Regions from separate parts of the Homo sapiens genome. Here regions 1 and 3 are each linked to region 2. The links are chromatin contacts, found by Hi-C or POLR2A ChIA-PET in ENCODE. All regions are on one chromosome and are shown on one strand. The core of a region is the stretch at or near the end of the contact, and the rest is flanking DNA. Distances in the headings are between cores, read along the strand shown.

Region 1 (2,700 bases), core at 70-2,569, 1.3 Mb before region 2:
GCGGCCAGGGGACAAGCCCGTCCCCGCTCGGATCCCAGGCCAGATGGAACAGGAAGATCCGGATACTAAAAATCAACTTGTCACCGAGACATTCCTCAACTGTTAATCAAATTGGGGCTGAGGGTGAGGGGGTGGGAATACCAAAAGGACATCAAAGGGGGTCTCACGCCCAGACTCCGCTCCGTTTCAAGGCTCTGTAATTTGGGAAGGTTGTATGCTAAATAATTTGCGAGGCTCCCAACATGCAGGTTATTGTTTGTGGACAGATGGTGCATTGCGTTTTATCGCTTTTCCTTCTGTGGGCCCTCATATGTGGGACTGATGTGTATTGTGAAGTCTTTGTCTCCTTGCTAAAATCTCTAATCTAAAACAGGCAATCAAGCACAGAGGCAGGGCTTCAGAAGGCATCATCAGAGTTTTAAAAGCAAAGAAAAAAAAATGGGGAGGGGGGAAACCAGACATCCAACTGCAGTTACGAGGCAGATGTGTTTGCAGAGAACGTGAGAGGTTATTAGGGTATTAAAAGTGGACAAATGAAAGGGATTCGGAAGCACAGAGGGAGAGAAAGGGCCACGCTGTGGCAGTGGTGGGCACCCGGGTGGTGATGCCTAGCATCACCCCTGCCTGCAGCCTCTGCCCGGGCCTCCACCTCCCCTCCAGAGACCGGGGGTCTTTGTCTCTGCAGGCGGTCATGGCCGGGCCTGGGAGGCCCCCTCTCGGATCCCAGGCTGCCCTTAAGAGTTAAATCATGTGGATATACAGGAAGGAAATGAAATAGACGAACTTGCTCCTCTTTTCTTCCTACGGATTTTTCTTTTTGATTCTGAAGATAGAATTACTGTTTGTAAGCATCTGAAAGTCATTAGAAACCCTGCAGTCTGTCAGGTGCCGACGCAAGAAACTGCTGAAACCAAACGGGTGCCTGCACCGAGGGCTGGGAATTCATCATGTGCTGATGAGCAGTTATAATAATATATGAGCAAATCACAAGCATTCTGCAAATTAATCAAATTTTTTTCCCCTTCTCCCTTGTCTCTGGGAGAGTGGCTTTGCAGGCAGACGTAGGTGAAGCAGTTTTACTCACAGATGGTCGCTCTGGCATCAGATGGAATTTATATAACAGTAATTCTGATTCTTTGCCAAAGAGGCAGCGAACACACCAGGGAGATTGTAGAAGGCAAGTCATGTGGTTTTGCTGAGGTTGTTGTGGGAAGTTTAAGGGGGGAAATCTCAAATTTTCCTCTTTGCCTTTACTGTTTTTGCCTGAAGGGCCAGAAACGGAACGCCGTTCTGCCATGGGCGAAATCCGTCACGTCTTTTCTCGCGACTTGTGCTGAAAGAGTGCTTCGCAGCTGTTGCAACTGCTGGCGGTGACAGAGCCCCAAGACTCCGGCTCCTGGCTGGCTCCTTACAAGATTTAAAGGGGAGAGGGTTCAGAAGGTGGCCACGCTGCACACTAGGAAGAGGCAGAGCTGCCTCCTCGCACGCCCACAGCGCTTACTTACCCTTCTGCTCCCTGTGGCATTGCTAAACCTATAAGGGCTTTTCTTTTGAAGTGTTTTATTAAATGAAGAGTCTAACAACCCTCACTTTAATTACACACGGGCTCCGTTTATAATTCCTCTGGATTTATTCAAGTAGTTGAAAACGATGGTGCCTGGTGATTAAGCTGATCATCTTAGTTTAGCAGCTCCAAAACCTGGGGGGGAGAGAGAGAGAGAGAGAGAGAGAGAGTGTGTGTATACGTGTGCAGCGTGGAGGTGCTACTAGTGTGTGCTTGCACATGGTCGCTTGTCCCTATGCCTCTCCGTGCTTCGGACACCCCCCACTCATTTTAAACTTCTCTCTCCCTTGAGAAACCTCATCTCGCATGGGACAAAGGGATACATGAGCTGACCCTCTTGGGTCCACACTGGATCACACCACAAGGTGCCCTTATCCCTGCTGAAGGAAGGATGATACCAAGATGGCGTGTAGACTGCATTATGCAATACAGTCCTGATGCTGTGAGGTTTTTTTCCCCCTCCCCCTGATGTAAAGCCCTGCCCATTTGTTTTGGTTTACGTGACTACAGAGAAATAAGTGGATTAGATGGAAACTTTCACATGCTTCATTGCAGCTGGGTGCGGACATCTGTCATTCCTCAGCCATATTCTGGATTATGCCAGCAAGAGGATATGCAAAGTCTGACACCTTTGATTTTAGAGAGAGCCTTTTATAGTGGGGGGAGAGAAGAGAAGAAAGGAGGCTCATTTCCTTTGTGACTTCATAAAAAAAAAAGAAAGACACCTCTCTTCTGTGTTTTATTTTATTTATTTATGTCTGCCACGTGACATTAGTGGCGCTCCAGGATGAGGGCTGAGCATTGAAAAGTTTATGCTTCCATCTTTCCTTTTTACTTTGTAATTTTCTATTGTTCACAGTACCAATTTGTTGAATTGGGCATGATAAAAAGTAGCTATTTTAAATATATCCAGTGTGCCCATCTATATGGATATATACTGTGGGTATGGATTGCGGGTGTCTGATTCCTTTATGGGAAGAGAGATGTGCGATTCTTTCTCACACATAAACTCACATTAATACAATACAACCTCACTGAATTTTGATGGAATGTGACTGCTCCCGCGACACTGTTTTTGGTGAGCTGCTCTGCAACCCATATGGCCCCCCCAACCCACTGTAGGAAATGCACTAATG
Region 2 (2,700 bases), core at 138-2,637:
AATCAACTAAGAAGAAACTGTAATGGTGCATTTCAAGGGATCTTTAACAAGTGACACAAACAAGAGAAGAAGCAGACAGGACCATTTAACTTCAAACTCCACCGAAGAGAGCTGAATTGTAAGCTTCCTACAGCAAGCCCGGCTGGCGGCTATGTGGCAGTCTTCATTTCTCAGCGGAAAAGCCACTCCCTTGAGACTCTCCAGGCACCCCCCAACCGCATTTTTTATCAAGTGTCTAAAAGGTAGGAGCTGTTAGAATTCTTTTCTCTATTCACAGATGATCACAGCCCTTTTTTCCCCTTTAGCTTGCAGACGCACATGTAGTTTCAAATATTAGCTAGAACTCCAGCCCTCACCAGCCCCTAATTGCTCTCTCAGGGAAGGTATCATAAACTCAGGTATGGCTGACACAGATGTAGCTTCAACTTTATGCAGGCAGGAATGCTACATCAAAGCTATTTGCAAAGTGACATAGCTAGTTGTTTAAAAGAACATTTTTATTATATTCCTTGGAATTTGCATTCTTCTAGAAACCAAGTGTATTTTTTAACACGGCCTCAGAAATGTTGGGGCAATTGACCATTCATGATGTCTGCAAAGGAAAAGCATCTAAATATTTTTCAAGCGACTTTAATAAATTTGAGTGCGTCTGTCACTACATGTAACCTGATTATTTAAATAAGTTAATATTATCACTTCTCTTTTGCCAGCTGCTGTAAGCAGTCGGCTGCTGTCATTAAGCAAAAAGGCCAAGACAATGTGAGTTTATCTGGTCCTACCTGCATTTCTACTCATCGTTGGACTGAAACAAATGGGAAAGAAAAACTTACTGACTTTTGGCGAACTACAAAGGTTAACTCTATTCATCATGGAGAAACTGATACTAAGTGCTTTCTGTCTGTCCATATATTCTAAAGATTTAGAAGGAACCTGGTAGTGTTCCTGGGAGACAGAAGACAGAGTGTTCATCTTTGCCATATGCAGAGTGTCTCTTGCAGTTTTCTCTTTACCTCACTGGCACTGCTGAAATCCTTCTTAGACTACAGAGTTTTGGAAACAAGTTTATTTTTCAATGAGTTAAAAAGCCAAAGCTTTTCTTTCTTAGGATCTTTAACTCTTTTAAGGTAAGTGGCAGGGTTTGAAGCTGCTGTTAACCGTTTGAGGAGAAGGAGCTCAATAGCTTGCAGTGATAGGAAGAGAATTCTCATCACCCAGGTTGCAATAAAACGTGCCTCTCCCGATACCAGTAAAGCCCACTCCGGAGATTTCCAGAGACTGTTGGAAGGCAGTGGAAGGTAAACCCAGAGGAAACACAAGATAAAGGCAACCAGGTGGCCTGGTTCTTAAATCTTAAAGCAACAGTTCCAAAGTTGAGAGCCCGCATTGCACTCTATTGCACAGCCTGACAGGAGAAGGGACGAGGAAGTTCAGAACCTGGCAATTGGAGTGTTTCCCAGCGCCGGGTCCCACCGCGCACCGCACCGAACAAGAAATCTTTTTCACTTTCTATAACTCATTTGCATGAATTTACTTTTTTGCCTTAAGAGGTTGTTGTAATGTGTGTTAAAACACACAGTGCAATTTTATCTCCATAATATCACAAAAGAAATATTATGTTAGTATAAAGTTAAAAAAAAATGCTGCGAGATCCTGCAGCACGGCGAGCGGCAAAGCGTTGCTCAAAAGCGCCACCCAAAGGCGGGAGGAGTGTAACGGCATTCAGGGAGGATCGTTTTTGTTAATTTCAGCAATCCGAATGTAAAAAATGACAGCGCCACGCAAGTTGACGGAGGCTTTTGATTGAATTGACTGATTGCCTCAGCTGCACCTGCGGAAAATTGATGACAATGCTGTCTAAACCATTCATTAGGATTTGAAACTTCACGCAGATGAATGCTGGATTCATAAATTTGCTAGACATGTGTTGTAGATAATATGACAAAGCACTGTTTTCAAATGAACATTTCTTTGACCTAATTTTATCAAAATCATGCAAAGGAATGAAAGAACATTTGTACCCGAACTCTTTGGAACAGCTGCAACTGAGGTCTCTCTCTCCATCTCTCCCTCTCTCTTTCTCTCTCTCTCTCTTTACCTTTTTTGTCTTTCAAATAAATTTAAATGAACTATATTGTTTGAAATATATATTCTAGTTTATTTAAATTATTTTTAGAATGGCAAAACATTTATTTTTACTTATTATGAACAATGTTACTCTCCGCCAGATGAAGGAAAATTATTTTGAGGGTTTTTTTCAAGCTCCAAATTTGCTAAATTGAACACAAGTGGTAAGTAGATTTTTCAAATAATATTAATAACGCGATCTCCACAGACATGTTGGGGGGAACCGTTTCAGTACCAACTGGACATGCATTCTGTGAGAAGTGGACTTCTTGCAGGCTTTGAAGGGAAAAGAAATTCCTGTAAAATATTGACGCTTTTGGTCAAAAATGGCGAAACCAGAAAAAAATGACATCTGTGTATATTGTATATAAGATTTCTGACTTGTTCTCGATTTTAATGTATCAAAACACTATCAATATTTAATGGAGCTTTCTCTGTGTGTCCAAGAAAGAAAAACAAGATGTCTGAGAAGGGGAAGGGAGCACCGTTTTCATACCTGGCTTGGCTTAGCTGCACGAGAGAAGAAAAGGCCGTGGCTGAATCCATCTCCAGGAGCAGCTGTCCCCCTGCACCGTT
Region 3 (2,700 bases), core at 145-2,644, 1.4 Mb before region 2:
CTTCTCTAAGCCAGCTCCGATTCCTGAGGACCACCTGTGTGCCCAAGCCTGGTTGGGGCGTTTCTGGTTAATTAGGAAAGGGATCCCATACCCCAAATGCCCAGAAGAAGGAGCCAGAGGTTTAGAAGGGCCAGGCCACGGAGGAGCAGCTCAGCGAGGGTGGTCTCTGAGTGGGCAGCGGGGGCAAGGGTTGTCGGGGGACCCCCTCACACGCCTGGGTGCATTGTGCTCATGGTGGCCCCTGCCCCTGGAACTATGAATGTGGCAGTCCTGGAGGCTTCCTAGAGCCCAGCTAGATCATTCCTGGAGGGAAGGGGACAGCAGGAGCAATTGTCCCAATGCCACAGTGGGGCGATGCACAGGCGGCTGGCGCTCCCTGTCTGTTTTTGGAGAGGAAATGACACGACCTGCAGCTGGGTAGACTGCCTCTTGTCTGGTCGGGTCTCCTCCATTTCTGTTCCTCACGCGCTTCCCTAAACTGGGCATCTGGCAGGCTCAGCCGGGCAGACGTGTTCCAAGGACCACTGGCATTTGTGATGGCTGAGTCCTGTGCCTGCGGGAGGGGCGGCCCCCATCCCTCACACACTCCCTTTAGGCGGTGCCTGGCCGTGGTCAGCTTCCCCGGGGACTCAGCCTCGGTGTCCAGCCTGATGAAGAAAGAAGGGACAGGCTCCTGGAGAGTAGGGGACTGCCAGGCCACTTCCGCAGGCAGGCGGAGGGGTCCCTTGGCCTCCCTGTCCTCAGCCCCGGAGAATCCCACTCTCCTGCTGCGGGGACCTGAACTTCGGGAATCCCGAGATGGCCGCAAGAGGGCGCCCGATCCTCGCAGAAGGACAAGGCTCCACTTTCCCTAAAACCTGAAAGAAGCTTGCAGGGGGGCTGCGTGGGGTAGAGGGCACCAACTGACAAACACCCAATTTTGCTGTCTCTCAGGGTGTTCGGAGCAAGTATGGAAATAAAAACTGTTCCTATTGTTGGAAAAAATTAAAGGAGAAAAGACCTCAGGTTAACCGCTTTGTTCAATGACGTATTCATTGTGGCAATGTGCACGAATAGAGCGTCTGCTGAGTGCTAGGCTGGAGGAGTTCTATGAACTAGGGCGGACTGGATTGTTCCTGCTTCTACAGGAGGGAAGAGAACGAAGTGGGCAAAAGAGCTGAGCCCAGAGTCACACAGACTCACGCCTGCATCTGCCTCTCTCCAAAGCAGCTTTTCCCTTTCCCCTCATCCTGCCCAGGTGGGAGAGGGCGGGCCCGGGACTCACGGGCTTCTTAGCCTCTGGCGCAGCATGGCGTCTTGTGGCTAGGTGCCAGAAGCTGGCGGAAGGAGGGGTACGTGGGAGGCTTAGTGCAATGGGGGAACGAATTCCTGAGGCTCCTCTCTCCTCCCCATCCCGCCCATCCCTAGGGCCCAGCCTCAGGCTTCCTCTGAGACTCCTCCCCTCCTGCGCCGCTTCTCATTCGCTTAGTGCACTGGGATCAGCATGCCTGAGTTCGAATCCCGTCTTTTGCCCTCATTCGCTGAGTGGCCTTGGAAAACTGTGGCATTCATTTGGGCTGGGTGTTCTGCCTGTGAAATCCGTGGTCACGATGACTGCACCTGTGTAGGACGATCCTATAGATCAGATGAGAAAATCCATGCCAGGAAGGCTGTCTGTGGGATGCCCGGCCCATGGCAAGCACCTACTCAACACGGGCTGTTAATATAGTCCTTGTCATCGTTGTCTTCTCGGCCTTGCCAGGTTGGACACTGAGCTCCCCCGCAGACGGGTCTCGGGGAATGAACTGTTCACTACGAAGTCCAAAGAGAGTTTCATTTGGTTTTGTTGGGGGAGGCATTTCCCAGGCTCTTCCTCGTGGAGTCTGAGAACAGAGACAGAGGCCTTCCTTCCCCAGAGACGCCTTTCCGGACTGGCCCCTTGGTGCCTCTGTTGCCCACGCCCTTCAGGCAGGTTCTGAAGGCAGGAGCCATTCCCGGGTCCATCCCTTCAGCCCGGGAGCCTGGCTCTCTGCTGTATCCCTGCCAGGCTGTAACAGCGAGAGCACAGAGAAGGTACTCTGTCCACTCTATCAAATGGATGAATGATTGCCCATTTCATGGCCAAGAACATTCTGCTGCTCTATCCAGGCTCCTCTCCCCACCCCATTCTGCCCATCCCTAGGGCCCAGCCTCAGGCTTCCCCTGAGACTCCTCCCCTCCCCTTCTCTTTCTCATTCAATCATTCTTTCATTTTCCCGTTCACTCAATGCACGCACGTGCTTCTGCATGTGAGGCTCACCACAAGCCCTAGAGGAACAAGGATGAATGCATCATTATCCTATCTGCCAGAGGATCGCCATGGTGCAGGCCCACAGGTACCTAGGGGGTATAACTCAGCATGGGTGTTGCCCTTAGGCAAATCATCAATGACCCATGTTCAGGCTTGACATTGGGGAAGGGGTCATGTGTCCAGTCTGAAATCTGGAGGAAATTGTTAGGTGCCCGTGACATAGTTGGGGGCTTCCCAGCCAAAGGAGTAGCATGTGATGATCACTGGAAAGGTTGGCCCAGCCGGGGAGCTGAAGGGTCTGTCCTAGAGCAAATGCAGAGGGTGTGGAAGCAGTGACCAGGGACAGGCCTGGAGAGAGACTGTGGCCAGGTCACGGAGGCCTTGTCAACTCAGCAGAGATGATGGCGGCTTCATCCAAGTGACTCTGGGGC

The links. A loop is a pair of places that touch in the nucleus more often than their neighbours do. ChIA-PET counts read pairs that join two places held with the same protein, here RNA polymerase II (POLR2A). Pooled maps may share reads with other maps.
Region 1: a loop to region 2 is called in a map of A673, with 5 times the contacts of the local background. The contact joins two enhancer-like sites. A Hi-C loop is called at or near these places in 34 of 168 maps with a recorded cell type or tissue (A673, IMR-90, Right ventricle myocardium superior and 15 more), 2 of 37 single-sample maps with no recorded cell type and 33 of 50 pooled maps. POLR2A ChIA-PET finds 5 or more read pairs at or near these places in 1 of 52 experiments (OCI-LY7).
Region 3: a loop to region 2 is called in a map of gastrocnemius medialis, with 8 times the contacts of the local background. The contact joins the promoter of ZNF536-AS1 here to the enhancer-like site in region 2. A Hi-C loop is called at or near these places in 6 of 168 maps with a recorded cell type or tissue (HepG2, IMR-90, K562 and 3 more) and 11 of 50 pooled maps.

What each region holds. Positions count from the first base shown.
Region 1 is chr19:30,691,317-30,694,016 of GRCh38, forward strand. It overlaps a transcript of ZNF536 not described here. Among named protein-coding and RNA genes, the nearest start is that of ZNF536-AS1, 22 kb to the left of the region's middle. RefSeq lists enhancers at 685-1,309, 1,310-1,932. Within about 2 kb of position 1,320, at least 4 of the 41 ENCODE cell types and tissues checked have a DNase peak (open chromatin) inside an H3K27ac peak, as active enhancers do; they include ovary, where a contact is called at or near this core.
Region 2 is chr19:32,040,329-32,043,028 of GRCh38, forward strand. The region is part of intron 2 of LINC01837 (long intergenic non-protein coding RNA 1837); the gene reads right to left. The region is part of intron 3 of LINC01533 (long intergenic non-protein coding RNA 1533); the gene reads left to right. Among named protein-coding and RNA genes, the nearest start is that of LINC01533, 16 kb to the left of the region's middle. Within about 2 kb of position 1,388, at least 2 of the 41 ENCODE cell types and tissues checked have a DNase peak (open chromatin) inside an H3K27ac peak, as active enhancers do; they include ovary, where a contact is called at or near this core.
Region 3 is chr19:30,668,812-30,671,511 of GRCh38, forward strand. It overlaps ZNF536-AS1 (ZNF536 antisense RNA 1), which reads right to left and starts at 1,395. Exons shown (of 2, transcript XR_007067216.1): 1 at 1-1,395. It also overlaps a transcript of ZNF536 not described here.